Linked DNA regions of Homo sapiens: region 1 is linked to region 2. A link is a contact called in ENCODE Hi-C or POLR2A ChIA-PET data. All regions are on one chromosome and are shown on one strand. The core of a region is the stretch at or near the end of the contact, and the rest is flanking DNA. Distances in the headings are between cores, read along the strand shown.

The links. A loop is a pair of places that touch in the nucleus more often than their neighbours do. ChIA-PET counts read pairs that join two places held with the same protein, here RNA polymerase II (POLR2A). Pooled maps may share reads with other maps.
Region 1: a map of aorta shows a loop between it and region 2 (2.5-fold over the local background). The contact joins two enhancer-like sites. A Hi-C loop is called at or near these places in 2 of 168 maps with a recorded cell type or tissue (aorta and posterior vena cava) and 3 of 50 pooled maps. POLR2A ChIA-PET finds 5 or more read pairs at or near these places in 3 of 52 experiments (AG04449, AG04450 and BJ).

Annotation. Positions count from the first base shown.
Region 1 is chr16:86,678,388-86,682,487 of GRCh38, forward strand. No RefSeq gene overlaps it. Among named protein-coding and RNA genes, the nearest start is that of LINC02189, 42 kb to the right of the region's middle. Within about 2 kb of position 2,729, at least 8 of the 41 ENCODE cell types and tissues checked have a DNase peak (open chromatin) inside an H3K27ac peak, as active enhancers do.
Region 2 is chr16:86,606,174-86,610,085 of GRCh38, forward strand. No RefSeq gene overlaps it. Among named protein-coding and RNA genes, the nearest start is that of FOXL1, 30 kb to the left of the region's middle. RefSeq lists an enhancer at 3,742-3,912. Within about 2 kb of position 2,163, at least 2 of the 41 ENCODE cell types and tissues checked have a DNase peak (open chromatin) inside an H3K27ac peak, as active enhancers do.

The sequences.
Region 1 (4,100 bases), core at 1,479-3,978, 73 kb after region 2:
CATTGTGCAGGTTAGTTACATATGTATACATGTGCCATGCTGGTGCACTGCACCCACTAACTCGTCATCTAGCATTAGGTATATCTCCCAATGCTATCCCTCCCCCCTACCCCCACCCCACCACAGTCCCCAGAGTGTGATATTCCCCTTCCTGTGTCCATGTGATCTCATTGTTCAATTCCCACCTATGAGTGAGAATATGCGGTGTTTGGTTTTTTGTTCTTGCGATAGTTTACTGAGAATGATGATTTCCAATCTCATCCATGTCCCTACAAAGGACATGAACTCATCATTTTTTATGGCTGCATAGTATTCCATGGTGTATATGTGCCACATTTTCTTAATCCAGTCTATCATTGTTGGACATTTGGGTTGGTTCCAAGTCTTTGCTATTGTGAATAATGCCGCAATAAACATACGTGTGCATGTGTCTTTGTAGCAGCATGATTTATAGTTCTTTGGGTAATGGGATGGCTGGGTCAAATGGTATTTCTAGTTCTAGATCCCTGAGGAATCGCCACACTGACTTCCACAATGGTTGAACTAGTTTACAGTCCCACCAACAGTGTAAAAGTGTTCCTATTTCTCCACATCCTCTCCAGCACTTGTTGTTTCCTGACTTTTTAATGATTGCCATTCTAACTGGTGTGAGATGGTATCTCATAGTGGTTTTGATTTGCATTTCTCTGATGGCCAGTGATGATGAGCATTTTTTCATGTGTTTTTTGGCTGCATAAATGTCTTCTTTTGAGAAGTGTCTGTTCATGTCCTTCGCCCACTTTTTGATGGGGTTGTTTGTTTTTTTCTTGTAAATTTGTTTGAGTTCATTGTAGATTCTGGATATTAGCCCTTTCAGGACATAGGCATGGGCAAGGACTTCATGTCTAAAACACCAAAAGCAATGGCAACAAAAGACAAAATTGACAAATGGGATCTAATTAAACTAAAGAGCTTCTGCACAGCAAAAGAAACTACCATCAGAGTGAACAGGTAACCTACTCATCTCACATTCCCTCTTTCTGAGGACACCAGTCAGAATGGATTAGGGCTCTAAGGACTTCATCTTCACTCATAACACCCGCAGCGACCTTATTTCCAAATGTAGTCACATTCTGCTGCTCTGGGGGTAGGACTTGAACACATGAGTTCTCAGGGGTGCAGTTCAGCCTGTAGCACCCTCTCTCCCATCATGGCCACTTCCCCTGAGTTTTCTGAGCGTTTTGTGCATTTCTCTTTGCTATGGTTGGGGTGTGTCTTCTCCTAACCTCAGGTTGAAATTTGATTCCCAGTGTTAGAGGTGGGGCCCAATAGGAGGTGTTTGGGTTATGGGGAGGGGCCCTCATGGACAGATGAATGGCCTCCCTCAGGGGTGAGTGAGTTCTCACTCTATTAGTTCCCATGAGAGCTGGTTGTTAAAAAGGCCTGGCACCTTCCCCCCATTCACTCGCCTCATCTCTCCCATGAGGTTGCTGCACACACAGCTCCCCTTCACCTTCTGCTATGACTGGAAGCAGCCTGAGGTCCTCACCAGAAGCAGATGCCCAATCTTGAACTTTCCAGCCACCAGAATTGTGAGCCAAATAAACCTTTTTTTCTTTATAAGTTACCCAGCCTCAGATATGACTTTATAGCAACAGAAAATAGACTAAGACACTCTTTCTGCACATTTGCCATAGATGTAAGCTGCAGGAAGATGAGGAGTTTTGTCTCTATTGTAGACTGCTTTATTCCTAGCACCCCAAAATAGTGCCTGCCACAGAGTAGGAGCTCAATTTACGTTTGTTGAATGACTGAGAGAACTGACTCTCAGGGCATCTACTAGACTGAGTGTCCCCGCCAGGGCAGGAACAGGGCAGCTTTATCAGTCCGGAGCCAGGCTTGGGGAAAACACTCAGTAAATGCTTGGGAAATTGAATCACTTTTTGGTCCAGCAGTGAAATTTCCTGTGACTCAGTAAATCACTTTAACTAATGAAGGAATAACAATCCCAGAGGAGCAGAAGTTTCAACTATGCAGATTATTTCTGAGATTTAAAAAGTGACTCTTCAAAGAAATAAGTCCCTGGAGGCTGTTGGCTCTCTATAAAGGCTGACTTTCCACTCTCTTAAGTAGCTCATTTTGGCCCCGAGACAAGATTCAGTTGGTGGTTTTTAATAAATAACGTTTTTGTATTACAAAAGTAAAATTTAGAAAATTTACAGAAGAAGGAATTACGAAAAAACAACTCATTAGCCACAGACAACCAGATAATTCGTAATATGCCATTGTATTAATATTTCTTTCTGGTCATTTTTGATATGTCTGTTTTTATGTGATGCTAAACAAATTCAAATGCAATTGCATTGCTGCTTCAGTGAAACAAACATCCATTTCTAAAACGTTCTCCAGTTTCCATGTAGCTTAAATGCTCCAGAGGCGGCTAGTTGGTGGGGGCTGGGGAGTCTAGATGCGTCTAGAGGGAGAGGGGACAGGACGGGCTCAGAGTGGGGGCCTGGGGTGGGAGGGACACATCCACTGAGAGGGACAAGGGGACAGCTCGTTCCGGGCAAGGTCGTTCTTGACTCCCAGGACCCAAATGCCCATGTGGACAGTGCTTTAGAGACCGAGTGCAAAAGGAGGACAAAGCTGGCCACCATAAACCCATTTCCTGGCCTCGGCTCCCAGTTCATCTGCAACTTGCACTTTTCCAATTACAAGCCCCTCTGCAGCCTGGGTGGGAAAGCGCACCGCTCCCACTGAGGGAGCAGGCTCCGAGCCGGCGGGGCTGGGGACGATGCCGCAGTGGGTATTTTGAAGGGGAAATGATACATCCCGATGGCCTGAATGCAGTGAGGCCGATTCGGCTTTGTGGTGGCCGCTGATGTCATTTCAGAGAAAGAGCTAAAGGGTTGTTTTGTTTTTCAGGCTGTCTCTGAAATTGTCTCTCTCTCTCTCCTTTTTTTTTTTAATAAAAAAACTTCTGATTTTATCTGAAAACGGATGTTCCAAACCCCAAACCACCAACCCGGGCTTGCTCGAAGGCCCCTTCCCTGGTCGGTGCTGGCGCCGGGTGCTGGGTGCAGACTGGGAAAGGCCGGGTCGCTTGGTTCAGTCCACCACAGAGCTCCCAAACCTCGTTCGTGCCGGCCTGTTGTGGGGCCCAGGAGCTGGGCAGAGGGCGGGAAGACCGGCGAGGGGCTGGCAGGGAGACGTCTGTGGAGGGGGTTCAGCTCGTAGAAGGCAGCCATCGTTATCCAAGAATGCCACTGCGTGTGCTCCAAAATTCTGTCTTCCGAGGGCGCGTGGGAGGCTCACCCTTGGCTGACACGCTGGGAACTCAGCGGATGATGTCGTCTGGGCTGGCACCCACAGTCCCGATAAACAGGAGAGAGGGAGGGAGAGATGGGAGAAGGGCCCGCCTCCTGCCCGATGGGGCACGAGGGGTTAACCGCAGGCCATCTCCAGCCTGGAAGTCCCCTGGACTCTCCTCTGATCCACCCAGTCCTCCAACTGGGGGGTGCGTATTCAGAAAGGACCCTCATTGCCCCTTTAGCACATTTCCGTTGCCCTCCAAGTCCTCACGCGTTGCTGTCTGCTGGTTGGGTAGACTGTGGTCGGCCACTAATTGGTAGGGAAACGTAATTCTGCATTGCCGGTTATCGAGGCCTTACTACGTGGCCAAGTTCAACACTGCTGGCTTTCTATGTGCCATCTCCGTTAATTCACACATCCACGGTGTGGCATGATCCATTTTCCAGATGAAGAAACTAAGACTCAGAGCTTCAGGTCACCCAGCCGGGAAGCAAGTGAGCTGGGATTCCAGCTGCCTCTGCTGGGCTTCTTTTTTCCCATTGCCTTCAGGGAAGGGTGACTGTCGTGGGTTAAATGTTTCCCCCCAAAAAGACTTGCTCACATCTGAACCCCCGGTACCCACGAATGTAACCCTATTTGGAAAAAGGGCCTTTGCAGATGTCATGAAGTTAAGATGAGGTCATCCTGGATTGACAGTGGGCCCTAAGTTCAGTGCCAAGTATCCTTATGACAGTCAGAGAAGATGACGCAGACACGGGACAGAGCAGGCCGTGGGGAGACAGAGGCAGAGGCTGGAGTGACACAGCTAC
Region 2 (3,912 bases), core at 913-3,412:
CCCACTGGTGCAGGTGGGTGACCCTGCTTGACTATGCCAATTTAGGCAGATCTGTGGATGTCTCTGGGCCCTGCACTCCTAACTGTGAAACAAAGCATTGGATACATAGGACTCATGACTTGCAGCCTATGAGTGTGAGCACTCAAGCCTTGGCAGTTTTATTTGGTTCAACAATATTTTTAAATACACTGTATCTAGGCAGATCTTATACTTGGTAGCCATTTGAGCCACTTAGCATCTATTGCCTTATGCTTGGCCTACTTCAGTCATTTTTGTTATCTTCCTGGCCCTTACAGACTTATGAGTTTGCAACCCCTGGACCACTAGGTAGTCTCTGGCATATGTTCTATTCTTGACCTTGCTAGTATTAAATCTTAGTTTTTTTTTTTTAATATAGGTACAACATATACAACATTTCGCATTAGTATTAGTATTAGTATTAGTATTAGTATTGGTACACCTTTATGATCACTGCTCAGGTCATGGAATGGAATATATTCATTCCCCGAAAGTTCCCTTGTGTCCTTTTTCCAGTTGATATCTGCCCCCGCCCCAACCTAGAGGAAGCCTTTTTTTTTGACTTGTAGCACCATGGATTGTTTTTCTCTATTCCTGATTGTCAGAGAATAAATGGAATCATAACAAGTGTGCCCCTTTGTATCTGTCTTCTGTCCCTCAACGTTATGATTGTGAAGTTCATCCATGTGGCATATCTAGCAGTGGTTTTTCATTTTTTGTTGCAGTGTAGTATTCCTCTATATGAATGGACCACAATTTGTTTCTCCATCTACTGTTTGTTTGTTTGTTTGTTTGTTTGTTTTGAGACAAGGTCTCACTCTGTCAGCCAGGCTAGAATGCAGTGGTGTGATCTTGGCTGACTGCAACTTCTGCTTTCCAGGCTCAAGCCATCCTCCTACCTCAGCCTCCTGAGTAGCTGGGACTACAGGGGCATGCCACCACACCTCGTTAGTTTTGTTTTTTTTTGTGTAGAGATGGGGTCTCACCATGTTGCCCAGGCTGGTCTTGAACTCCTGAGCTCAAAAGATTCACCCACAATGGCCTCACAAAGTACTGGGATTACAGCTGTGAGCCACTGCACCTGGCATTCTATCTACTGTTGATAGATGCTTGGATTGTTCGAAGTTCTTGTCTATTACGAGTAAAGAACTTTCTTGCACATGCCTCCTTGGAGAACACAAGCCCTCATTTCTATTGGGTATAGATTTGGAGAAGAACTTGCTGGGTCATGTGGTGTTTTAGCTTTGGTAGGTTCTGCCAGATTGCATTCTCGTGAGGCCAAGATCCTGTTCCTCTATTTCTTACTCTTTGGGGGGCTACATAAGCACATGCTTTGCCCCCCTTCTCTCCCAACACACAGTAAAGTGCCTGGCACATAGCAGGTGTTCAGCAAACACAGCTAGTGGTTGAGGAATGAATACTGAAGAAATCCCTCTTCCCATCTCACCGTCATGACAGTCACTGCCAGCAGTCTCGTTGCCATCACAGATGACGCTTGAGGAGATCTCCCTAAGGACATTGTTGTATCAGTCCGTTCTCACACTGCTAATAAAGACCTACCCAAGACTGGGTAATTTATAAAGGAAAGAGGTTTAATTGACTCACAGTTCTGCAGGGCTGGGGAGGCCCCAGGAAACTTACAATCATGGCGGAAGGGGAAGCAAACATGTTCTCCTTCACATGGTTGCAGCAAGGAGAAATGCCCAGCAATGGAGCGGGGGATGCCTCTTAAAAACTATCAGATCTTGTGAAAACTCACTATCAAGAGAACAGCATGGAGGTAACCACCCCATGATTCAATCGCCTCCCACTGGGTCCCTCCCATAACACATGGGGATTATGGGAACTACAATTCAAGATGAGATTTGGGTGGGGACACAACCAAACCATATCAATCATCTTCTCTAATATTCACGGAGGCTGTTGAGGCTGGTATCAGTGTACCCATTTCACAGGTGAGGAAGCTGAGGCTCAGCACAGGTGACCTCCTGCCAGCGTATTTCTAGCTGGGTCACGGATCTGCCCAAGGCCGTGCACTCAGCCCCAACACTGTCTGCTTCTGGGCACTTTAATGCCTTAGGTTCATCCTGGCAATCCGTTTTTCAGACAGCTCTTGGCAGCTTGTCTGCTCTGTGGCATTGTTTGCAGAAACAAGAGCACTGCTAGACCGTTTGGCTTCCCCTGGGATGTCTCCAGGGGCTACAGTCTGTTTATAAATGGACCCTGGGCCTTTTCCTTTACTGGCCTCTATTGACAAATAAATGACTGACTCACCAGAGTAAAAATACACTTCTGGTTGGAGCTGTGTAGAGTTATTAAAAGTTTGTTGTGTCTACTCTGATGGTACAGCCACTGTCCTGGGAGAGGGCAGCCGACAGGGCTGTAGGACAAATGCAGCTCAACATCTTTTCTCCTGACTCAGTCATACATTTTAGGTCAGGGGGACAAGTTTCCAGGGATCAGTTCCCCCTCTGGTGGTTTAGCAGGGTGGCAGGGAGGCAGGGCTTTGGGTCTGGAGCCAGGAGACCTGGGCAGTGCTGCAGCTCTGTCATTTCCTAGCAGAATGACCCTGGGCAAGTCACCTAACCTCCTTGAGCCCTGCCTTCCTTCTGCCTGCAAAATGGCAATCACACACCTTGCCTCTCAGGGTTTCGAGAAGGAGCCAACAAGGATGGATGCAAACACAATTTCAAACAAGTTGCCTTAGTGACATGTTGGGATAGGAAGGGTTGGCCTGATGTGAGCTGGGAGAGGAGAGCTGGTCAATCACAGAAATCTTTTGGGAATTGGGATGCTGTAGTTTGGAGATGTCAGTGTGTGGCAGGTGCTGTCCAGCCCCCATCCCGTGTTTGTGGCAGACATTGCTAATCGATTATCGTGTCTTTCCTGCTGGGGCTGCAAATGGAATTGTATCACACGGTGTGCAGTCTTTGGGGATCTTTCTCAGGATAAGCGCCAGGAAGTCACCCTCAATTGGTTAGAGTTGGCAGGGAAGTCGAAACCTATCTGCAGTTCTTGCTAAAGATCAGTGTGTCCCAAGTTCTGAGCCACATTCTACTGGGCATTCCTCAGATGGTTTAGGTGGGATGTCAGGGCTTATGTTTAATGGAATTGGCTTAAAAATGCAGGAAGTTATTTCCTTTCACTCCTTCTTTAAGATTTCTGATGATCTGATTGCCCTGCTATGCCTTTACCCCCTCTCTTACCACTTGTTCATCTGCATTTTTAACAAAAAGAGATGAGTCTCAGCTCAGAGCTGAGGGCAGCCAGCGTGTCTCGCTAGATACTGATAAACGTTGTTTTGTTTTCGTGGCATTTATTTATATACACTGTGACTTTCTCTTGGTGGCACCCCAGGGTAGGTTTTCCATTTATATTAGCGATGTGAAGATTTCTTCTAAAGTGAGTTTAGTTGGATGAAAGTGAGTCAATTTAGGGAAGGGTGTCAGTGACCAGGAGTGCTGGTGACTACGTCAAGTCTCCTGAAGGATCTGCCACCATGCTGGCCATGGCTGGGATTCTGAAGGTCACACATGAATCCCTGATGTTTGGAAAATACAGTCCTGAGCTCTGGGGATCTGGGGGAGAGCGTGAGCGTGACAGGAGTGGGCTTCAGTGGGATTCCCGGGTAGAGAGTGGGAGGAATGGGGCTACTGGGAGGGCCGGGCAGGGTGAGGTGGCTCTCCAGGGCTGCCAGGGTGGCCGTGAGGGTGGGGAGGACGCTGGGGCTTGTTATTGCTGGGTTTAAGGGGTGAGAAAGAGTGGGAAGTCTGGGATGTCCCCCAGGATTGGTGCCTTGGTGACGAGTTTCCTGGATGTGCCGCTCCACTCGCCAGTGTGTTTCCTGGGAAGCAAGGAGGAAGCAGTGATGTGCCACCTCCCATGAGGTTTTGC